Regions from separate parts of the Homo sapiens genome. Here all the other regions are linked to region 2. Evidence: read pairs that join two places in POLR2A ChIA-PET (ENCODE). Cell type or tissue: OCI-LY7. All regions are shown on one strand. Each heading gives the region's core, and the rest is flanking DNA. Links, peaks and the distances in the headings are about the cores only.

Region 1 (8,373 bases), core at 151-8,150, 96 kb before region 2:
AGACTCAAGATCCTAATAAATAACATAAATAGGAAAGAGGGGAAGATGATGGTAGTCATTCATACCTCAGCTTCCTGCAGGGTCCCGTGGTTTAGGCACACCATGTCAGGGCAAGTGATGGGAGACCCACATCCTTCTCGGATTGCCAGCTGCATGTACTGTTTCAGGCACTGGAAGTTAAGAAAAAAAAGACAATTGCCCATTCCATTACAGTAGCAGAAAGGTTACATAACAGAACCACCACTGTGTCTTCTTCCTTAATTGGCTGTCCTGAGGCTCTTGTACTCAAGAAACATAAGTTATCACAAGTGTGAATACTAAGAGCCATCACTTTGGAAAGAATGCAGAGACAGGCAATTAATTATGTATGACTTCATCTTAAGAGTTTATTCAAGTCAGATTTCCCTATGCTCACACATTTCAGCCACCATAGATCAGGAAAAGAAAAAACACTATTTTCTAACCCTAAAGGCCCCCTCCTTTAAAAAAAAAAATATGAGTTCCTAATTCCATTTTTACCTAGTGGTCCTCTCCATCAAAGTTTACCCAAAACTAGAACAGAACGCTGTGACCCTTGCACTGAGCTAGCCACACAATCAAAGTAAGCTTAAGGCAGTGACATTTCTAGGACCACGCTTAAAAGCAAACATACCTGGAAAAGATAATGTCAAATTTGGGAAAGTCAGGTGACTTCCTGCTGACTGGGGACAGCAAAGATAACTTGCTTCCCAAAGACAAGAGACACATTGTCCCAAAGACATTATCCCAAAGACAATGAGACCTCAAAAATATGGGCCTTGGTGGATGCCATGTTAAGGAGGTTGGAGTAGGAAAAAAGGCACTGGTCCCCTGGGGAAAGAAGAAATTAAATAGAAAAAAATAAACCCAGAGAAGAAATTGAATAGAAAAAAGAAACCCAGAGAAGAAATTGAATAGAAAAAATGAAACCCAGAGAAGACATTGAATAGAAAAAATGAAACCCAGAGAAGACATTGAATAGAAAAAAGAAACTCAGAGAAGAAATTGAATAGAAAAAGAAACCCACAGAAGAAACTGAATAGAAAAAAGAAAACCAGAGAAGAAACTGAATAGAAAAAAAGAAGCCCAGAGAAGAAACTGAAAAGAAAAAAGAAACCCAGAGAGAAGAGGGAGAACACCAGGAACAAAGTTGGTCTGCTCACTGCCTGTTGTGTCTGGATGTTGGACAGTGGGTGAAGATGTGAGTCTGACTGAAAAGTTAAGAGAGGGACTGATAGCTTTATGGAAACCTGTAATGCCTCACCCTATTCCTCTCTATGCAACTGCACAAGAAATTGAAGGCAGTAGTTCCAGGAAATAAACCTCTAAGTAATTGGTTCTTCAACTTCTACTAATTTGCTCATAATCGGTAAACCTTTTCTACATGCATGACCAAAAAAAAGTCAAGTTCAAATGTTGAGGAGTACATTCCACCAAAAATACTTAAGCCAGCCACTGAAGCAACGACTCTTACAAAGTGGTGATTATTTACAACTGGGTTTAGATTTTTCAGATTTATACATTTATGTATCAACTTACTGCATTAAAAATATTGCTGTTGCACCAACTTTTTATAAAAGCATGAGCCAAAAGTAAAATTCTAGGGTCAGAATATTGATGATGTAATTGTGAAATCTATCCCTGTTATTGACCATCTTTACTCATTTTTTCCACCTGAAAATAAAACTAGTATCACTATTATATTACTTCAGAAAACTAATCATGTATTTATCTGGTTATAAATAACTTACAATGTACTGATGAATCAATGACTAGGGCAAACCATTTAAACCAGACTTGTATCTCTTCAAATAGTTAACAGTTTTTTTCTCCAAGGAGTTAATTTTTTCTATAATATTCATCACAGCAAAAACTAGAAAATAACCTAAATACCCAAAATAGAACACTGAAATAAATGTTGCTAAATTTATGCGATAGAATGTGCAGAATCATGAAAAGAGTCTTCAAATGATATTTAAAAGACATGCACAAATGCTCATGATTTAGTATAAATTCAGGAATAAAAGGTATCTGGGAACAGGGATCCTCTGCAGTCACTCCTCTCTTGCACTTGACCGCCATATAATTACTGTGTTTTAACCCTGACTTCCTTGTTCAACAGAAGGGTGAAAAATCACTTGCTCTAGGATTTACTGTGCCAAACATGGTATCCAGCAGCAGCAGCAGTGGGACATAGAAGAGAGCAGCAGCAAGGAAATATGGGGAAGAATGTCAATGGGCAGGCGAACACCCAGGGGAACAGTCAAGGCGGCTCACCAAAAGGAGTGTTTTGCCAGGGGACAAATGAATAAACAGTGTGAAAGCCTGTCCATCCTGTTCTGCTGCTGAGGACATCTCAGCCTTCCATCAGCCACACCTGTTCCATTGTTACTGCCTTGATCTTCCCACTGACCCCCAGCAGCCACTTAAAGAAATTTAAGTAAAAAGACTGAAAGATATAGTCTCCAGGCTCAAGGGGAAGGTGTTTGAGGAAAACAAAGTGAACAATGCAAAGAACTTCAGATCCTAACACCTGGGTGGAGGGTCCACTTTACTAGGTGACAATGGGAAAATGACTTAGCCTATGACCTAGACTTGCTTTCCTTAATTTAAAAAGTAGGGACAATAATACCTGTTATAGTTACCTCACAGGTTTTAACACACACACACACACACCCACACATACACACATACACGTGAAATTTATATATGGAAGCCCTTCATGAATTTGCAAATTACAGAATAATAGGTCATGTTATTACTCCTCTTCTCCTGGTCTTAGACTTTCCATCAAAGACTTTGTGGGAAAATGTTAATCCTTTGACCTTCTGAGATATCCTTTCTCCACTCCCTGCAAAGCACCAGTTAAACCACTTAAGGTGGAGAAGCTGTGTAGACAGAACAGATATTTGTAACAGAATATCCCAGGTGCCTCTATGCAAGGCTCTTAGAAATATTTGGGTCTACAGAATAAGTTTAGCATTAAATAGGAACTAAAGATACTAAGTGAGTCCTTATAGGCAAACACATTCATTTCAAATATAACTGCAAATGTGTTAAGTTGAAATATACACCTTCCCAAGAGCTTATAATGGATGTGCCTCTTACTAATAATGTAATGTTCCTAGGTACACTACAAACCACAATATATCAACTAAATGAATTTTGAAACTTCCTATAAGCACTCTCCTGGCCACAATATTATATGACCCACGATTTTGGGTGAGAAGTTAGACCTCTGTACACTGACTCCAGGGTTTAAGTACACATACCCTTTGTTTTTAATGCTAAGAAACACTGGTTCAAGATAGAGATTTGTAAGGGCAGGTTGCTAAGTAGTCCTACAGCACAGGCACTTGACATTCCATCAGTGTGGGCATGCATTTCTATTCAAAGGCAAAGAGGGAAAACAACCAGCCCTAGTTATTGCTTTTTACTGAATTTTCAAGTACCCCAGGCTTGTTATATGCTGCCCATTAACTTTCACTAAAACATTTAATCTCGAGTGTCCCTCTCTTCTTCTGTATCTCTGGCTAAAAAGTGCAAAATAAGTGAAAACGTTCACATGAATCCCATGTGCATGTCATACAAAACACAGGTAAATGGTTAACAATTCTAGGGGGGAAAACTGGCATCTAGCTTATAAAGAGAGAAACAAAGAAAATGAAAACAAATTATAGCAATGCAACAATGGCAAAATAAAATAATCACTATTAACAAAGAAAACTACCACCATTTAGTCACATTTTGAAAGTTACATTTATTAAGTAGCATTCAACAGATATTTAAATAAGCAATTTTCTTAACAGGTAACAAATTGTAAGGAAAATGTTTCAAATAGAACATCTCAAAACCCAAATGACCCAAGGGAAAAAAACCTTTTTCTTTTGTATAGTCAACATTTTACTTAGTTTGGTAAAACACAGAATTATTTTTAGGCCATGAAGGGTCATGCAAAATAATAAGGATTGTTCGTCAAACTCACTCCACAACCTTTAAGGATTCATATGGGATCTAACCAAAAATGTAACCAAACACCTGGTGAACCAGACGACTCATATTGTCTCTTCCAACTCTGAGAGTCTATGAATTGTATGCAATGGAATCTACTCAGAAACAGGTGTCTCCTAGACCCCTTTCAAGGGTATCAGATTCCGATGTACCAAAGTCACAGGCATTCTTCATATAAGGTGTTCTCACCTATTATGATGGACATGGCAAAAAGGGTCACAGTGTTAAGACAAAGCTACTATGTACCTACCCAAGAACAAATCACAGGAGTGGGCAGGGAATATATGTATATTTTTAAAAACGTACTATATAGTTCCTCATTCTCTATCACTAAATTATGCCCTACCTAAAGTTTTTTTTTCTAAGAAAAAATAAAGCATTATAATCTATAGCCAATGAAACTGGATTCCAGCCATGTAGGTTGAAGCACAAGCTCTAAAGTCTCCTCTACATCTTGAGCCAGTCATTAACCTCTCTAGCTACAGTGCTCTCATTTATAAAATGGGACAATATCACCTGTCTAAGCTGCTCTCAGGGAAAATGGAGAGTCCCCCATTCACTTTGAAAAGTGAAAAGAGGTATGCAAACGTAAAGTATAATTGGAGAATGGAATAGATGTTTCTGAATAGGCAGGCATGCAGAAATGAAAGTCCACAGACAAATAGGAACCTTAGAAAAGCTTCATGAGGGTGAGGTGAATAGGTAAGAGAATAGGTACTGTTGAGAGGAAGGAGGTAATGAGTGCCATTAGTTGATTTTTTTTTTTTTTTGAGACTGGGTCTTGCTCTGTTGCCCAGGGTGCAGTGGCACAATTATGGCTCATTGCAAACCTCAAACTCCTGGGTTCAGTGATCCTCCCACCTCAGCTCCTCAGTAGCTGAGGCTACAGATGCCTGCCACTACACTCGACTATTGATTGATTGATTGAAATTGGGTCTATGTTGCCCAAGCAGGCTGGTCTCAAACTCCTGGGCTCAAAGAATCCTGTCGCCTCAGCTTCCCAAAGTGCTGGGATTACAGGTGTGAGCCACTGCAACTGGCCCATTCATTGAAAATTTAAGTTGACTTCCAGGATCTTAGATGCTTCTGGATGCAGGCGCTGGGGTCCTGTGGTCAAAGGAGGACTTGTCAGCCCACCTGGCTTGAAGGTGAGTTGGTGAACTATTGACCTAGGTTTTCTCATCCATAGCTCAGCCAAGTGGGAAGGAAGGTGATGAGGGGGAATGTGCCCAAAGGCCAAAGCCCAGACAGGTCTTGAGTACCTGTTTTGCTTTTTATCACTCCAGGTACAATGCAAACACTGAAGTACATATTCCATAAAATGTAGACTAACATTTCCCTGCCTCAGTGCACAATGACATCACAATGTTTCCAGTGTGTTCTAAATAACATCTCACACTGAGAACAACATTCTGCTTATTCCACTTCAGACTATGATCTGTACACATGATCCAAGAATAAGACTGCCTTTGTTAGATGCTGTTGAGTTAAATTATTAGCACAATTCAAGATAGTATCTCTCCCTACTCAAAAGCCTATCCAACACACCAAAAGCATCCTGGTTTGAAAATATTCAGACAAATTAACAACCTATAGCTAGGCAGGAAGCTGTTTCCTGGTATAGTCCGATCCTAAAATTTTTCTTACAAAACCCCTTTCAGATACCTTGGCTTTTTCACCAATATGAGATTACTTAGGTGACCAACCTCCCCCTTGTAGGTGTTGGCCAACCATATAGGACATGAAAGGACTGATAGGAAAACCTGGCACCAAATGATTAAAGGAAAAAGCACCAAATCAAACAGCAAGCCATAAATAAGCACAGTTTAAAAGAGACCTTGGTTTGACAGTTCTCGTCCCTCATCCCTTTTCATTCCAGAAGCCTTCCCTGCCTCATCCCCTAGTGTGGCAGCACACCCAGCCCGTCTGCCCTCATAGCACCCTAAGGCCCAGCTCGCACTGTATTTTTCAAACTGCGTGCAAAGGTGTATTCTTGGGAACCCAAGAGTTCTTCATGGCAAGATTTTCCCCATTTTATGTTTATTCAATGCTCTTAATAAAAGCATGCCTGGAACCACCTCAGGAAATTTCCTGTTTCCACCCAGTGTCCGTGCTAACCCTTGGTCTGTGGTGCCACCCTGCTTTGCCACGTAGGGGTGCTATCATTGTCACAGGCAAATGAAAAAAAGAAGAGAAGAATCTGGGCCCAGTGAATGCTGAACACGTCAAAATTTTTAGTGATTCCAACAGAGAAAGGTGACAAGATCACTGAATTACCACTTAGTCATTGGAACACATCAAACTCAGAGCCTAACTGGAAAAAGCAATTTACCCAAAGTTAAACATCACTCATCACATTAATGTTAACTTACATTTTATTGGTCTGTAATTTTATTTTATATATATGTGTGTGTGTGTGTGTGTGTGTGTGTGTGTGTGTGTGTGTGTATAATATATAATTTTTTTTTTTGAGATGGTTTCTCACTCTGTCACCCAGGCTGGAGTGAAGTGGTACGATCTCAGCTCACTGCAACCTCTGCCTCCTGGGGTCAAGCAATCTTCTCACCTCAGCCTCTGAGTAGCTGGGACCACAGGTGCGCACCACCATGCCAGGCTATTTTGTATTTTTGGTAGAGACAGAGTTTCGCCATGTTGCTCAGGCTGATCTTGAACTCCTGAGCTCAAGTGATCTGTCTGCCTCAGCCTCCCATAGTGCTAAGATCTCAGGCATGAGCCACTATGCCTGGCCTTATTGGTCTGTAATTTTAATCAATATTAAGTTTGTATAATTATTGTGGTGTTCTTATTCTTTAAGAGATATATGCCTAAATATGCTTATATACTACTTAGTATCATGTTTGTATAAGTTTTCGTAAGACTCTAATAAAGGAAATTTTAAAATAGTTTGATATTAAGTTCCAATTCTTTTCCCCTTCAAAAGGAAGCCACATAAAATCATCAAAAGGAGGGAGAATGGACTGATTCTCAATAGCAGTGAGGCTGGTGGTATTGCCTTCTCACTTGGGGACATACTAGAATATCAGACTATCCAGAAGGAATTTTATAAATGATGCAACCTCCCCCGCTCCCCAAATTCTCCAGAAGACTTGGCTTTTCCTCCTCTACTTGCCAACCTTTCTATGATGACCGTAGGTAACACCAGATGTTTATTGTACACATGAGCAATGTAGCACGCCCAGCATGCTGCATTGCAAATGACTATCAACTTGCCTGCCTCCTCTATAGCCTAGAAGCTCCTTCTAGATCTAGATTATATCTGCTCCTCTTCATGTCCCCTACAAGCACCTAATCAATCACAGGACCTGGCACATAGTAGACACTCAGGCTTCTCTGAGAGCTGGAAGCCTGAATCCAGCACTTACTGGTTGAGTATCCCTAATCTGAAAATCCAAAATCTGAAATGCTCCAAAATCCAAAACTTTTTAAGCACCAATATGGTGCTCAAAGGAAATGCTTATTGGAGGATTTTAGACTTTAGATTTTCAGATTAGAGATGGTAGACTAGTAAGTATAATGCAAATATTCCAAAATCAAAAAAAAAATCAGAAACCCGAAACACTACTGGTCCCAAGCATTTCAGATAAGGAGATAGGGGATACTCAGTCTGTGCTCAACTTTGTGGCCAAGCTCCTTCACCTCTGATAACTGAAACATATGAACCCACCCAAACACACATCCATCCTCTGTTCTTCTTTTCTTGACACATAGGAGCCAACTCTGCTTTTCTGGTTCCCATCTCCTCCTGCCTTTCAGGAAATTTACCTATTCATTACCTGTTTTCTTTCCTATGTCTTGAATTTTGTCCTGTCTATACTTGAACATGTTCAAAATATCCTAATCAAAGAAATCAAAGAAAAGTCATAATAAAACAGCATAGAACAGCCCTCTCTCACTCCTCTTCCTGGCTGTATACTGCCTTCTTCACTCCTCAACTCTTCACAATCAAATGTTTGAAAGAGTTGTCTTCCCTCACTCCTTCACCAATCCCATCCCAACTCCTCCCTGCCACTCAACTGAAGTGGCTCTAGGTCACTGAATCCAGTACACATTTCTTCCTTCCCAACCTCTCAACAGCAGTATCACACACAGCTAACCACTCCCACCTTCCTGAAACCCTTTTTCCCCTTGTCTTCTGGATCCCATACTCTTCTGGTTTTCATTCTTCCTCTCTAGTCACTCTTTCTCAATCTTCTGCATTTTCCTCAACTCAACTTTTAAATGCTGGAATTTCAGGAAAGGACCTAAACTCTCTTCTTTCTACACTTTCTTCCTGGGTCGCCTCATTTGCTATATAGAACCAGTTGTGCTAGTCCACTGCCTATT
Region 2 (8,373 bases), core at 56-8,055:
TCCACACTAACATCTATTGTTTTTCTGACTTGTTAATGATGCTCATCCAGATTTTGAATCAGATTTATCTAAAGCCAATGATCTGGCCTTAATCACCACCCCAAACTTCCTCTTTATAAGTCATCTATATATCTAAACCAATCCCTTGTTTCTCTATTTAATATAAATCTTCAAGTTGACATAGTTCTCTCTCTGCTATGCTGTGGAGCTAGTGCTAAGTTTCCTTCTTACAATTGCTGGCGTGAAAGCTCCTCCTTTCAGCATTTGCCAAATCATAAACCAAATGCCGGACTTACATGGGGAAGTTGAAAGTTGTTTGGTTTGCAGGACTTGGAGCTATGGTGGAGCTTTCTGTGGCTTGGGGACTCTTTGATTCCAAAGCCTACTTTTCTTTTTTTTGAGACAGAGTTTCACTCTTGTCGCCCAGGCTGGAGTGCAATGGCACGATCTCAGCTCACTGCAACCTCCGCCTCCTGGGTTCAAGTGATTCTCCAGCCAAAGGCCCCAATTTTCTAAGTAGCAAAAGGAAGAGAAACTCCACAGCTGAAGTGACTCAAGAAGGAACTTGAGCTAATGTAATACTTCACGTGCTTTATTACACTTAGGGTTTTTCTGATGTAGATACAGCAGAACTAAATGTACCCAATGGACTGAAACAACAACAACAACAAAAATGCCTTTCCAAAGCTCAGAGGGCATCTAAATATTACCAATTTTTTAAAGTTTATATAAAAAAGGGGAAGAAAATGGAGGAGAGGGAAAAGTCCATATGAAAACAAAGACCCACTGAAATGCTAAAAGGTCAAAGATGCAGAATCCCAACTCTGCCAACTCTTCCTGCTGAGCTGTTTAAGACTAACTAACCCCTCATCTCCCACCCCTGGCTCTCGCCACTACTCATACAAGAAAACATTGCATGGTGGTCCACTTAATTTATCCTGATCATCAGAAACAGCCCCTAGACAACTAAATCTAGGATCTTTAAATGTGGCATAATTTCCTTGCTTTTTAAGGAAATTATGTCAAATTACGGTTGGAGAAAAAAACTGGCTAAGCATTCTTTTAAAAGCTCAGAACAGTCTAAATTATGGGGTTGCACACACAAGAAGAAGGACGTTTTGTTTTAATCTGATTTTAAACTGAATCAGTTGAGGCTGCTGCAAAGATGAACTATGTAATTAGAGCTAACTACTCAGTTAATACAGCTACAGCAAAGAAATACAGTCAGAGTGAAGGGCAGAGACCAAAAAGACCTTTCTTCCGCTTTCTTCACTAGAGTTATTTTTCCCTTTAGTAACGGGAAAGGGAAATATAAATACTATATTTGCATATTAGATGTGCCAAAAAATCACATTAAATAATTTTAAAATTATACTTCTTACAAAATATTCACTTTATCACTTCTTGTAAAATAAATTTATCCTGGGAAAAGGAACTAATTGTTCCTTAAAGAGTTACTAAATGTACTTATTTACATTTAGCATGGTTTTCTCACACACAAACCAATCACACCCACAAGGCCTGCAACAAGAAGGGCTTAATACTTTCAAAGGAACCATTATTTTTGGAATGTCCTGATTTTTAGAAATAATTTTCAAGCAATGATGTCCTGTTCATTATTTTTATTTTTATTTTTTTCAGATGAAGTCTCACTCTGTCTTCCAAGCTGGAGTGCAATGGCACAATCTCGGCTCACTGCAACCTCTGCCTCCCAGGTTCAAGCAATTCTCCTGTCTCAGCCTCCCAAATAACTTTTTGTATTTTTAGTAGAGACGGGGTTTCACCATGTTGGCCAGGCTGATCTTGAATTCCTGACCTCAGGTGATCCACCTGCCTCATGCTCATTATTTTTAAAAGCTAGCTGAGCACGGTGGTTCACACCCATAATCCCAGCACTTTGGGAGGCAGAGGTGGGAGGATCGCTTGAGGCCAGGAGTTCAAGACCAGCCTGGGCAACACAGTAGGACCTCATCTCTATTAAAAATATATATATATATTAGGTGGGCTGGTGCTTTGCACCTGTAGTCTCAGCTACTCAGGAGGCTGAGGCAGGGGGATCACTTGAGGCTGGGTGGTCAAGGCTACAGTCTCTCCAACAACAACAACAACAAAAAAGCCATGGTTAATCTAGTTACTATTCCCACTTAGTTTCAGGAATTGAAAAGAATTTCAAAGTTTACTAAAAAGCAGGGAAGTGATACAAACATCCAATTTGCACAAAAGAGTTATTATGTCTTACCAGTGGAAATCAGGCATAATTGAACAAGTTTTAGAAACAAAGAAACCAAAATGCCTGAGAGATTGAATTTAGAATGTTCCTCAAATGCTAGTGCTAATCACAAGCTAACATGAGTATCACAGTTTCAAAATATAAGAGAACATTTTTCAAGTAATTTTTTTCATTGAAACGGAAACCCAAAAAACAATGCCAGTCATCACAGTATGTGGTAAATGTAACTTCCAGAAACAAGTAACTGACGTGTTTAACAAGGAACCTGTTTTCAGCGTTGGTGAAAGCAAACCAGGTCTGATGATGCATATCTAATCACCCAAGGAAGGCAATAAAACTAAAAAGATTCCATTGGTTCATTAACTATTAAAATCCAACACCAAAGACACAGCCCCTTTAAAGCCTTGACAACAAATATTAACTTATTACACATACAAATTATGCTCAAGACCAGCGACTTTATAATACCAGCAGTAATGCTGCTATTCAAATAATAAACAGGCAATATTATTCCTACTGGGTTGAAAGAATGAAAAATAGCTTAAGGAGTGAATTTTCAAGTGCACGTAAAATGTGGCAAGTTGGGACATGGAAAAACTGAAAGTCTTAAAGGTAGTTCCGTTACCAGAAAGGGATATAAAAATAAAAAGCTCACTCAATGAAAACATAATGCAGAATTAGGTCAGCAAAGCTGAAAACATAATACAGAATTAGGTCACCAACACAGACCTAGAAACCTCCTTCCTCTCTCCCAACTCCACACATAATTCAGTCAAGGCTGGCTGCTTTTTCACCAACCAATCCAAGGATAAAAAGCTAGGAATGAACAACATTCAGGTAAAAGGAGGCCTCTCCTTCTATGAGTGTCAAATTATATAAACCTATGAGACAGCCTCTCAGAGTCATGGCCATTGTAACTTACAGCTGAATGGAACATAAACTTTCTCCACAAATAAATTCTGTTTTGCATTGCTTGACCCAGGGCCAGCCTTGGAAACTTCTTCCATGTCTCTATCACCAGAGACTCTGCCAAGGAGAGAGGAAGGCTGCAACATCAAGCTCTTCCGCATCCCCTTCAAAACTCCAGGTGAGCTAGAGCCCTTAAGTGCCTTCGAGAACAGCAGCTGGGTGCGTAAGGGGGCGTGTCCCATCTGGTCCTGCTTAAGACCAGCAAGAGCAGAGCTGGCTCCTCTGTCCTTCTTCCTTTTTTTCTTTTCTACATCACACCCAAATGGTTGGAGCTGGTGGCCAGAGATAAGAACTTAGAGGCATTTCTACCGCTAGCCCCCTGGGCTCCCCACTCTCCCATTGCTTCCTTTAAAGGGACCATTCATGCATTTACCCTCAAATTGAAAATGGCCCACACTGTATTATGCAAAATATACTGCTAGCTGCTCGCGCTCTCTCTCTCTCTCCTCTCTCTCTCTCTCTCTCTCTCTCTCTCTTCCCTCCCTCCCTCCCTCCCTCCCTCCCTCCCTCCCTCTCTCTCTCTCTCTCTCTCTCTCTCTCTCTCTCTCTCCACCTGATCCCTCATTCCTGCCTCACATGACCTAGTGACCAAAGACTCATGGTGCTCTCCCTGCCCAGGAACTGTTTAAGTGAAAATCTTTGGACTTGTTTCCTATGAGGGTGCTGTACTGAATTTGCACCTTCCATCTGAAGAACTAGGGGCTGCCCCAGGCCTGATTTTCTCCAAGGCACCAAGGAGAGCACAAAGTCAGGCTCCCAGCAGCAGAGTGACAGTCAGACAGGCATAAACTGGACCCGATCAGACAAGAGCCACGTGGGTATCTGCCAGTATAAACAAGGTTCCTGTGAGAGAGCCCTCCTGGTTACAGGTTGGAGAACTAGGCTTTAGGCCACCCTCCAAGTAGACGTATCCTGTGAAAGGCACACAGTGAACACCCATGCCCAGCTCCCCTTCACTTCGCATCGGGGCAGCATTGTTAGCTGGTCTGGTACTAGAACCAGAGCTGGGGGCTCTTAAAACACCCGCTTTGGCCTGGCGCGGTGGCTCACGCCTGTAATCCCAGCACTTTGGGAGGCCAAGGCGGGCGGATCATGAGGTCAGGAGATCGAGACCATCCTGGCTAACACGGTGAAACCCCGTCTCTACTAAGAATACAAAAAATTAGCCAGGTGCGGTGGTGGGTGCCTGTAGTCCCAGCTACTCGGGAGACTGAGGCAGGAGAATGGCGTGAACCCAGGAGGCGGAGCTTGCAGTGAGCCGAGATAGCGCCACTGCAGTCAGGCCTGGGTGAAAGAGTGAGACTCCGTCTCAAAAAAAAAAAAAAAAAAAAAACTTCTCTCTCCCATTCTCCCCGGATTCCTGAGGCTCACATTGTGTGGTATGAGCCTGTCATATACGTGCCCAAAATGGCATCCCTTCTCTACTCTCCACTCCAACTCTATAACTCCTGCTTCATTAGTTCAACTGGGGTAGACAGAGGTGGAAAATGATCTGATATTCTAATTCACATTACAGTAATACTTAATAAAGTAAATAATTGACAGCATCTTCTCCCCACCTCAATTCCCCATGCACTCTCATTGTTAAATCAAACCAGTCTCCAAGTCTGTGTATTTTAGGCAGTATGGAGAAGGAATGGGGGATAGGTTTTGGGAATGGGAGGCTGGTTTTCTGTTGCCTGATCAATCACACCACTTGATGGCCTTAGAAGGAAGCATGATATTTCCTGAAGGGCAGGAGAAAGGCATCCCACACCTACTGTCTTTCTCCCACTGCCACCCAAGGAGTGCAAGCCCGAACATGTCCTTCCATCTCCTCTCCAGTCTTCTAACATTAACCAAAAAATTAAGTTCTGACACATGCTTCAACATGGATGAACCTGGAGGACATTAGGCTACATGAAATAAGCCAGTCACAAAAGGACAAATACTGTATGATTCCACTTAACAAGGTACCTAGGGTAGTCAAATTCATTAGAGACAGAAAGTAGAACGGTGATTTCCAGAGGTTGGGGAGAGGAGGAAATGGAGAGTTGCTATTTGTGATTATGAAAAAGTAATTCACAGGCTGGGCATGGAGGCTCGTGCCTGTAATCCCAGCACCTCTGGGAGGCTGAGGCAGGAGAGCTGTTTGAGCCCAGGAGTTCAAGACCAGCCTGGGCAACATAGTGGGACTCTGTCTCTACAAAAAATACAAAAATTAGCCAGGGATGGTGGCACACACCTATGATCCTAGCTACTCAGGAGGCTGCAGTGACAGGATCACTTGAGCCTAGGAGGAGGCTGCAGTGAGCCAAGATAGTGCCACTGCACTCCAGCCTAGGAAACAGAGTGAGATCTTGTCTTAAAAAAAAAAAAAAAAGTCATTCACATTGTGAATTACTTATTGCCACTGAATTGCACACGTGAAACTGGTGAAATGGTCAATTTTATATTATGTATATTTTACTATAATAAAAAAATACAACAAAAGAAATGTTTAAATAGGGGGACAATCTCATCCATTCCTCCCCAACCTGTAGTAGGACCTCCCCCATTCCTCACTGAAACCAGTTTTAGTCCTAGGACTTCAGCATCTATTCATATTCTCTGGTTCTACTAGGGGTGGACGTATTTGTCACCCCAAAGGAGCCTGGTTCCTGGAGCAGCCCCTGGAGGGACACAGAGAGAGCCTCCACCGTCTCCTGAGTCGGTCTTAGAGAACGAGTCTGCCAGGGAGCTGAAGCAATTTTTCCTCCTTGCATTTTTCTTGTTTTCTCCAAAAGTGGACCCCATTCCTCCCACTCTTGGTTCCTCATGCTCCTCTATTCCATCCCCAGGCCAGATTCTCAAGAGTTGGATGACTGAGTGACCGTGAACTCCCATTCACTATTTTCAGGTAAGCCATAATGTAACATAGACAAATCCATTTCCAACCCTGAGTGGACTCCACTGGACTCTTGAGAGCTGGAATGGGATTCATTAAATAATTGGACCAGCCACTAGGAAAAAAATATGAAGTGCAATTTTCCCTACTCCTTTCCCATATGCTTAGTATCTATGTAACATAATATTTATTCATTCATTCATAGAGGTATTATTCACTAATTATTATCCATGCAACTGTGTTGCACAGTTGCACAGTACAACGGTTAACAGCACATTATCTATGCACAAGACATGTGACCCTGGGCAGTCTTTTCAACACCGAGTGCCTCGGCTTCCTCATCTACAAAGTAAATAACAGTCGTGCCTATCTCACAGAATTGTAATAAAAAATTAAATGTGTCCTGCATAAAAGGTTTAGGAAAACATACCTAGCACATCAAGAACATTCAAAGCAAGTTGTTTTCTGAATCAGTTTATCATACTAAATTTTCATTGCTCACTAACAGTGTGTGACCTTTTTATCCCCAGTGTTTGACACTTTTGACAACTAAAGGGCACTTCTGAAGATTTTAATCTGAAGTAAAACACAAACAGTATTATCGTAACCACTCCAGCATGGGAAGGGGGAACACGAAAACATTTGTATTGCATTTTTCCATGTTCTAGGAATACCAATGTATAAACCAACCACTGCTGAAATTTATAACATCAATCTGATACAGTAAGTTTCCTTCTGTAAATCAAAGCAGGATTCTTAACTATAGTCTAAAGCGCCCTCTAGTGTTCCTATGCAAAAACTCCCGAGATAATGTGCCATCCTTATAACTAGGGTCTTTTTCTGCCCTGGACAGCCCTGGTTTAGGCGTATTATCCTGCTATTTTGTCTGGTTTAACATTTTCCTGGATTGTTTCACTTTAATGGAGAGTCACCATTAATATTTGCACTAAAATAAGCTAGGATTGGTTTAGTAGCCCTTTATGTTTTCAGCTTCCACCATGGTCTTGTCTAGTACTGTATGACACACAAGCCAAGATGTCACATGCGGTTAAATCTGTAAGGCGGCTAGTGTGGACCCATTTCTATTTTCCCCAATCCTTTCCACATGCAATGGAACTAACACGTTTCCCTTTCAAAAACAGCAAGGCACTTGCTTACCAAAAAAAAAAAAAAAAAGACCCTCAGACAAGAGCCTCCAAGTTCAACTCTGTCCAAGGATAGCACTTATGGTGGCAAGAGAGCTCTCCAACAGCTGCTGCTCTGAACCCTTGGGATTCACCGACTAGGTCTGCCATGGCCCATGCTCAGGTCTATAAAATGCACAGAACCACCAAGGCACAGCTGGTGGGGTCCCTGAGATATGTGAGAAATCATAGGTTAGGGGTGTGAGGAATATGTACAGGGAAACGAGGCTGCAAGTACTGCCTTAGGACACAGAGAAACCAATCTGACCAAAATGATTTGGTTATTTCTTCTATGAGGTGCATCTAAAAGTATTATGTTATTGTTTGGTGGTGCTTTTTTATTTTGCAAGAAATCTTTCAACAACAGTAAGCTCAAAAGGGAAAGTTTAGGCCAGGTGCAATCACTCACACCTGTGATGCCAGCACTTGGGAGGCCAAGGCAGGAAGATTGTTTGACCCAAGGGGTTTGAGACCAGCCTGGGCAACATAGCAGAACCCTATCTCTATTTTATAAGTAAATAAATAAAAGTGAAAGTTTACACTTCGTAAAATATTAAGTGAGGAATTTTCTATCCTCAAGTAAGTTGATGAATGTGAAATTGCATAAAATGTCATCATTTGCCACTCCCCACACCCATGGAGGACAAAGTGATATCCAGAAGCAAATGAAAACCCTAAAACACAAATCTGAAGAAGTTTTTTGTTTTTCTTTTCTTGGGTTTTTGTTGTTGTTTGAGACAGAGTCTTGCTCTGTCGCTCAGGATGGAGTGCAGTGGCGTGATCTCAGCTCGGTTCACTGCAACCTCCGCCTCCCAGGTACAACTGATTCTCCTGCCTCAGCCTCCCAAGTAGTTGGGATTACAGGCGCACACCACCATGCCCAGCTAATTTTTGTATTTTTAGTAGAGATGGGGTTTCACCATATTGGCCAGGCTGGTCTTGAACTCCTGACCTCAAGTGACCCACCTGCCTTGGCCTCCCAAAGTGCTAGGATTACAGGTGTGGGCCTGAAGTGTTATAATCTACATAAAAAATTAGCAGTGGCCTGGTGCAGTGGGTCACACCTGCAATCCCAGCATTTTAAGAGTCTGAGGTGGGAGGATCACTTGAGGCCAGGAGTTCAG
Region 3 (8,373 bases), core at 154-8,153, 150 kb before region 2:
TGACTCTATAATGAGTATAGTTAAATGTTCATACAATGAAAATATTTCCTTTTAGAATCAGTTGACTATGTAAGTGTAAAGGATCAAATTATATTACAAGATAGAAAATAAGGCCAGGCGCAGTGGCTCATTCCTGTAATCCTAGCAATTTAGGAGGCCAAGGCGGGCGGATCACCTGAGGTCAGGAGTTTGAGACCAGCTGGCCAACATGGCAAAACCCTGTCTCTACAAAAAATACAAAAATTAGCTAGGCATGGTGGCAGGCACCTGCAATCCCAGCTACTTGGGAGTCTGAGGCAGGAGAATAGCTTGCACCTGGGAGGCAGAGGTCGAAATGAGCTGAGATCATGCCACTGCACTCCAGCCTGGGCAAGAGAGGGAGATTCCATCTCAAAAAAATAAAAAATAAATAAATACAATCTACTTTGATATGTATTGATAGTAATAAAAACAACAAACCCTCAATGAGCATTTACTATGTGCCAGACATCGAACTTAGAAACAACCCCTATTCCCAATTTACAGATAGAAAAAGAATAAAGCAGTAAGGTTACATAACTTGTCCAAGGTCACACAGACAGTAATGAGTGAGTGGGTCAAAAATAAGAATGGTCTGGCTCTTGAGGCAGAGTTCTCAGTTACTATACTATATACCCTACTCACTTCTATTTTTCAAGGCTTTTTTTTTCAAAGCAGCTTTAGGTTCGCAGAAAAATTGAAAGGAAGGTATATTAGTTTGTTCCCATGCTGCTAGTAAAGACACATCCAGAACTGGGTAACTTATAAAGGAAAGAAGTTTAATTGATTCACAGTTCCGCAGGCTGGGGAGGCCTCAAAATCATGGCAGAAAGTAAAGGGGAAGCAAGACATGTCTTACATGGCAGCAGGCAAGAGACAGCTTGGGCAGGGGAACTCCCATTTATAAAACCATCAGATCTCACGAGACTTATTCACTACCAGGAGAACAGTACAGGGGAAATGCTCCCATGATTTAATTATCTCACCTGGCCCTGCCCTTGACACATGGGGTTTATTACAATTCAAGGTGAGATTTGGGTGGGGACACACCCAAAACATATCAGAAGGTATAGAGATTTTCTATATACTCCCTGCTCTCAAGCATGCATAGTCTGGCCCATTATCAACACTCCCATCAGAGTTGTATATTTGTTACAAATGATGCACCTACATTGACACATGATGACTACCCAATGTCTATAGTTGGCATTACTGTTCACTCTTGTTGTACCTTCTATAAGTTTGGACAATAGGTAGATACAATAATATGTTTTGAGATACATATTATTGTATCTACCATTATAGTATCATACAAAGTATTTTCATTGCCCTGTTCATAATAATAAACATAACATTAACAGCAAATACTTAATGAGCATTTTAATATGTACTAGATACTGATACTTCCTCTTCTGTTTTTAGTTTAAAAAATTTTTTTTAAGTACGATTGATAAACTTTACAAATTAAAATGGGGAGAGAATGGAAAGAGAGGTAGAGAAAAGGACAGAGATGGGCATAGCTTTATTTTATAAAGTACGGAGTCAAGAGGTGCTATCTACAGTTGATGGAAAGAGGAATGGAGGTCTTAATTCCTAAGACTGGAAATATGGCCAAGAAAGGAATGAAAAGTAATGATGTAACAACATTGGGAGGAGCCAGGAGGGTAGGAGAGAGTGTATAAGTGAGTTAAATCCTCATAACTCATGGCAAGAAATCAATTGATACGGTGGTTATGTCAAATTTGAATTTCCCAAGCAAGAATTTGTGGTGTATACATACCATTTAGATAGGCAGAGACACCACCAAATAAACTCAAAACCAAAATCATTAAAAGGGGTTTCTGGGGTCTACTAAAAATAGAAAGAAGAGGTCAGAGGCTCTTGTTTTATTTTATCCTATCATTTCTTAAATTTGTATTAATAAAATATCCTAATATGTTAAAATGTGAGTGTTATTTTGATTGAAATTAAATAATTTTAAGACACATAAGCAAGAAACACTAGAACTACAATGAAATCGATAAAAGTGAGAGTATATGGAGAGACCAACATCTTCTTTCCATGTAGATAAAGTAAGCTAATAGTAAACAAAGACAACATGGAATTGTATAATAGAATTAATAAGCAAGATTCAATGTTTATATGTCAAACTTTGTGCCCTTCACAGAAAATACTTATGGAATATTTTCTAATTTTTTCCACAAATAAATTCTCAGTGAATTTCCAGAAGTAGAGATTGTACAGGCAACAAGACTCCAATGCAAAAATGAATGAGATTAGAAATTTGTCATTTTTTTTATGGAAAAACAAAATATGCTTGAAAACCAAAGCCTACATAACCAAAACAATCGTTAAATGAAAGTAGAAATCAACATAATGATTACTTATTTTGCAGAAAAAACCAATAATAACATTATTTATTCAAGGCTATCAAATTATACTGGAAGGAAAATTCAGTTTTAAAAAAACAAGGAAGAATGAAAATAAGTGATGCAGTCAACTCAGGAAGTTAAAAAAAGGCAATAAAAAAACACAAGAAAAGCAGGAAGAAAAATTAATAAAGATTAAGACCAAATTAATGAATTAGAAAGCAAATATCAAATTAATAAATCTAAGAGCTCATTATCTGAAAAGGCTAAGAAATAGACAAATATCTGGCAATGAAGAAACAACTGTGAGGAAACCAGATAAAAACACCATTCTGAGATTCAGAGTTTGTTTTTACTTATTAAAGACCTCTACACAACTCAATTCTTAAAATTTTCACCCTCTCAATACAACACGTAGTATTAACATAATGGATAGAGGAACATTTGCATATAGAAGTGATGCACATGTTTTAACACACATATATATATATATATATATATATATATATATATATATATATATATATATATATAACCCATGTATGTATTAACAGAATTGATAGAGGAACATTTCCAACATTTATGGAACAATTTGGGAAAACTGTTCAAGCATGTCTCCAAGTTTCACTTATCCTCCCTAAGCGTTAACTGATCAACACACAAGAAACCTAGGGATGCTGAGCTTTTCTTACACTTTTTGTTGCATTGAATGCCGTGCTTGTCTCTCATATGACAGGCAGCTTCTCCTTTCTTTCCCCTCCTAAAGTAATGGATATTGATTAACAGAAGGCCAATTTGACCAGAATACAGTGTTCCTCCTCTCTCTTCCCAGGTCTCTGGGTTCAATCACATTAAGCAGAGCTCTAACAGCTACTCTATCAGACTTACAGAGAGCAAAAAGTTTCCATGGGCATAGGGCAAAAGAATATTCTAATAAGGACAAGCTAATCATCAATTATAGCAGAATAATTAAGTTGTTTTGTGACAAGCTTTAGTTCTTCACATACAAAATGGAAGTATATAACATCAGATTGCATCAGTTTATCTTATGAGCAGACAGAGTGGCAGCAGAGGGGAAGACACACCTCATGCACTTTCAAAGAGAATTTCTTTCCAAGTAAATGAAAACAACATGGTCAATTAACTTCCTCAAAGCACTTTCAGAACTCAACTCCATTTCCCGTCTTTGTCAAGCTAGTTATGTACTTCAGTGCTCCTGGCTTTCCCCCAAAAAGGAGAAGGCATTTGGGTTGAAAGCATTTCTTAAATGAATTAATTCATCACTCTAAGAAACTCTCCTGTACCCCCTACTTTCATAAGAATTAACTAAAGTTATAAAACAAAGTAGAAATGCATCTCCCACTCAGTTTTTATGCATCCAATCTGGCTGCTCCTTCAGCATACCCTATGAGTAATTGTATTTATTCCCTGCTTTGTTCCAAAAATGATTTAAGGGTGAGTCCTATGAATAAGCCTCACATTAATGAAACCCTTTCTAAGCTGGCTCTGAGTAAAGACTGATAGCAATTTTATGGAGGTTTTAATATTCAATACAGTAACATGTTCGAGTACAAAACAACATTACAATGGAAAACTTTTTTAAAGCACTAGTTTGGTGGATGCTATAGTTACCAAAGTGTTATTGGGTTTGGTTTTGTTTTATGTAAGATCTTTCTCATTTGCTTTCCCCTGACATTCCCTGCAGACACCAACCTGGATCAGGCTCTCATTAAATGATACCTGGACTATTGTAGTACTGTCCTCAAACTGGCCACGCCACTTCCAGCTTCTCTCCTTGCAATTTAACCAACAGACTGTTGTCAGATTAACCTGCTAAAATGTAGCTTTGCACATACCTTTTTTTTTTTTTTTTTTTTGAGACAGGGTCTCACTCTGTTGCCCAGGCTGGAGTGCAGTGGCACCATCACGGCTCACTGCAGCCTTGACCTCCCAAGGCTCAGGTGGTCATCCCACCTTAACCTTCCAGGTAGCTGGGACCACAGGTGCATGCCACCACACCTGGCTAATTTTTGTAACTTTTGGTAGAGACAAGGTTTTGCCATGTGGCCCAGGCTGGTCTCGAACTCCTGGGCTCAAGTGATCCTCCCATGTCAGCCCCCCAAAGTGCTGGGTTTATGGGCATGAGTCACTGCACCTCACCCCACTCTTCAAGCACAGAACCCTGAAATGGCTCCTCACCCCAAAAAGAACCTGTCAACACGGGAGCCTGGCACTCAAGGTTCTCTGTTTCTGCACCCCACAGGTGCTTTATTTCTGTTTCATTCAGTTATTTCTCACTCCCCATGTCACACTGTTGTCATCATGCCTCCTCTCTGTAATGCCCTTGCTGATCACAATCCTGTCTCTCAACACCCTGATCAGCATCATCTCCATGAAATGTGAATTGAAAAGTTCCAACAATCTCACTCCTTCTCCACAGGTTCATGGCACCTGTCTACACCAATCACCTGGCATGTACCAGGCATGACCCAATGCAGTCATTCCTTTTTCTGTAGACCAACGTATTCTTTCTCCTAAACCTAACTAAGCCACTTGAAACAACTAATTGAGACACATTTGTTTGTACAAAGAAGGCATTCAATATATGTTTGGTGATTAAAATAACCTAGTAGACTTGCTCATGCTTCTCAAACAGGTGTATGTAACACCCCAGGGTATTGTGGGGTACTGGAGGATACAAGACAAAGATAAAGCATCTTTAAGAAGTTAATTTTGGCCAGGGACAGTGGTTCACACCTGTAATCCCAGCACTTTGGGGGGCCGAGGCGGGTGGATTACCTAAGGTCAGGAGCTCGAGACCAGCCTGACCAATATGGTGAAATCCTATCTCCACTAAAAAATACAAAAATTAGCCAGGTGTGGTGGTGTGCGCCTGTAGTCCCAGCTACTCGGGTGGCTAAGACAGGAGAATCACTTGAACTCAGGAGGTGGAGGTTGCAGTGAGCCGAGATCGTGCCACTGCACTCCAGCCTGGGTGACAGAGCAAGACTCTGTCTTCAAAAAAAAAAAAAAAGAAAAAAGAAGAAGTTAATCTTACTTCAATAATTTAAAATGTAATCTTTAAAATGAAATCAGGCCAGGTCTGGTGGCTCACACCTGTAATTCCAGGATTTTGGGAGGCTGAGGCAGGAGGATTGCCTGAGCTCGGGAGTTTAAGACCAATCTGGGCAACATGGTGAAACTCTGTCTTTACAAAAAAATTAAAAAATTAGCGGGGTGTGGTGGCATGCACCGTAGTCCCAGCTACTCAAGAGGCTGAGGTGGGAGGATCACTTGAACCCAGGAGGTCAAGGCTGCAGTGAGCCGAGATCATCACGCCACTGCACTCCAGACTGGCCGACAGAGCAAGACCTTGTCTCAAAAATAAAAATAAATAAAATCAGGCCAGTTGTGGTGGTTCACACCTGTAATCCCAGCACTTTGGGAGGCCGAGGTGGGAAGCTGCTTGAGCCCAGGAGTTTGAGGCTACAGTGAGTCCTGATCGTGCCCCTGTACTCCAGCCTGGGCAACAAAGCAAGACCCTGTCTCTACAAACAAAATTACTTAATTAAAATCAAAATAGTATGGAGGTTATAATTTTTAATGAATGTTTAAATGAACAATAAAATTAAAAAATAAAACCAGAGACCTCAAATAAGTGTCTAGCCCTCAGCAGTTAGCTTGGGACAATGCTTCCAGGTCATCTTCTGTTCCCTCCAGTAGTAAATTAACATTCTTACACCAGTTGAGGATATTTATTGTTTGAGAAATACCCTGCAGATTATGAATGGGGAGTGGGAGAAGAATACAACCACTTATTTTTATCATTTTCATTTTAAGGTGCAATCAACACACATTTTTGTTTTCCTTAAGGTAGGTAAAAGAAATTAAACCTGAAGATTTTTTTCAAGTTTTTTTTTTTTTTTTTTTTTTTTTTTTCTGAGACGAAGTCCCGCTCTGACACCCAGGCTGGAGTGCGGTGGTGCGATCTCGGCTCACTGCAAGCTCCGCCTCCCGGGTTCATGCCATTCTCCCACCTCAGCCTCCCAGGTAGCTGGGACTACAGGCGCCCACCACCACGCTCTGCTAACTTTTTTGTATTTTTAGTAGCGATGGGGTTTCACCGTGTTAGCTAGGATGGTCTCGATCTCCTGACCTAGTGATCCGCCCACCTCGGCCTCCCAAAGTGCTGGGATTACAGGCGTGAGCCACCATGCCCCACCACAAGTTCTTATTTTACTTCCTTGGCTATGACACACTTGTGATATCAGATGTAAATATGAGGACTGAGTTTTAGTATGACCACTCTTAAAACTTTTAAAGCATTCTTTGAATATTTAATTAACTTGTTTTTTTAATTAACTTATTTCTTTATTTACCGTTTTTCAAAGTTCACAAGTAGTTTTGTGTTCTACTTTTGAAAATCGAATTCATTAAAGACTGAATAAAAATTTTGTTAACAAAGTCGATGTGCCTATTTATCTTCTCATTCACACAAACATACATGCATATATACTATCCTATATGCTATCAATATATATACCTTAAATTTAACTCAATTTGCAGAAAATACAATGTATACTGAAAAAAATTAATAACAAGCCCCTTAGACTAACACACTCATAATAATCCATGGTGTGCTTCAAATAAGGAGAGTGAGGTCCTGATATTTTTTGTATAGGTACTAGAAGAAACATGTCCCTGGAAATTCCCCAAGCAACTTTGATTATAGGTCTTTTTAGCCACCAAGAGCTGTAGATAAACCATGAGGTTCAACCACTACTCTTTGAATTTGCTCATTTTAAGTAAATTGGCAATATATTTCATATGCTTCTGGCATTATCCATAACAGCATCTGGAAGCTGCTTCTGAGGATTACTTTGTCTAAGAAGGAGAATTTCCCTTGAGCTAACTAGTTTCATGCATATAGAGCTCACAGAGGGGGCTGGAGGTTTTTTCCATCTTAGTCAAAATGTTAGGTTTGTACTGAACCTAGAAAACAGTTACTTCCTAATTTTCTAGATGAGGCAACCGAAGCCAAGAGAAATTGTAACTTGTCCACAAGAGACTAGGAGAGCTATCAAACTTCCCTCCAGTCTTTCATTTCTAGTCAAAAGCATGGCTATGCTAGTTTAAAACATCTACAGCATCTGGCCGGGTCTGTATTGCTGCACTGGGGGTGGGAGAGGGGAAGAGGCAATGACCTTGACTTTTGTTGCACGTCCCTCAACAACAGGCAGTGACTGGTTAACTCAGATCCATCTGCTTTACTGGTCTGACTTGAATGGAAACACCATCCTGTACTTTAAGCCAGCTCTTAAAAGAGTTGTCCTTCCTGAATCCAAAACAAGATTCAATCCAATCCTGAATCTTCTGAAGGTTTGTTTAGAAAGCTCAGATCAGGTTTTCTTCTGAGTCCATTTAAGAAAATCTGTCCCACATATAGACCAAATGGACCTCCCAAGGACACTAGCCAGAAGCAGAATTGCTGATCTCCTTGGCTATACTAGACCCAATTCCAACGGTAAGTCAACAGTTCCCAGGTAGAAGTTAGATTTTGCTAACTCTTCCCCAAGTTTGTGATGTCTTCAAGCAGATTCTATTACCTGTGAAAACTCTTTGCCTTCATGGGGCTGGGAAACAGAACAGATTTTAAAAAGCTAAATTTCCTTTTGAAAATGACAAATATACATACTCTCGTAGCCATTAAAATGTAAAATGGAAGCCAGAGATGTGTCAGAAGAGGAAGCCAAAGAGGTCTGAAGTATGAGAAAGACTCAATGAGCTGTTGCAAGCTTGAAGATGGAGGGGGCCACGTGGAAGGTGTGAGAAGGAACTGAATTCTGACAACACCCAGAGAGCCTGGAATAGGACTCTGAGCCTCCCTCCAGAGGAGAACACAGCCCCATCCAACACTTTGATTTTTTTTTTTTTTTTTTGAGACAGAGTCTCACTTTGTGGCCAGGCTGGAGTGCAGTGGCACAAT

Evidence for each region. Peaks named below come from ENCODE experiments on the same cell type or tissue, not always from the same donor. Only the 100,000 strongest peaks of a DNase experiment are listed, where the experiment ranks them.
Region 1: POLR2A ChIA-PET joins it to region 2 with 11 read pairs; 5 of 35 experiments call an interaction of 5 or more read pairs at or near these places.
Region 3: POLR2A ChIA-PET joins it to region 2 with 10 read pairs; 2 of 35 experiments call an interaction of 5 or more read pairs at or near these places.

The regions. Positions count from the first base shown.
Region 1 is chr6:18,419,378-18,427,750 of GRCh38, reverse strand. RNF144B (ring finger protein 144B) reads right to left here. Exons shown (of 8, transcript NM_182757.4): 3 at 66-170. It overlaps LOC124901271 (a long non-coding RNA gene), which reads right to left and starts at 6,460. Exons shown (of 2, transcript XR_007059487.1): 1 at 5,292-6,460; 2 at 3,759-4,218. In OCI-LY7, for the core only: no CTCF peak of the experiment used is centred there; no DNase peak of the experiment used is centred there.
Region 2 is chr6:18,322,844-18,331,216 of GRCh38, reverse strand. No RefSeq gene overlaps it. Among named protein-coding and RNA genes, the nearest start is that of RNF144B, 60 kb to the left of the region's middle. RefSeq lists a silencer at 239-288. In OCI-LY7, for the core only: CTCF peaks have their summits at 6,648 and 6,847 (motif pointing left); DNase peaks (open chromatin) are centred at 546, 3,356, 6,376, 6,846 and 6 weaker places; H3K4me3 peaks cover 4,539 bases; H3K27ac peaks cover 7,159 bases.
Region 3 is chr6:18,472,950-18,481,322 of GRCh38, reverse strand. No RefSeq gene overlaps it. Among named protein-coding and RNA genes, the nearest start is that of MIR548A1HG, 46 kb to the left of the region's middle. In OCI-LY7, for the core only: no CTCF peak of the experiment used is centred there; a DNase peak (open chromatin) is centred at 3,522.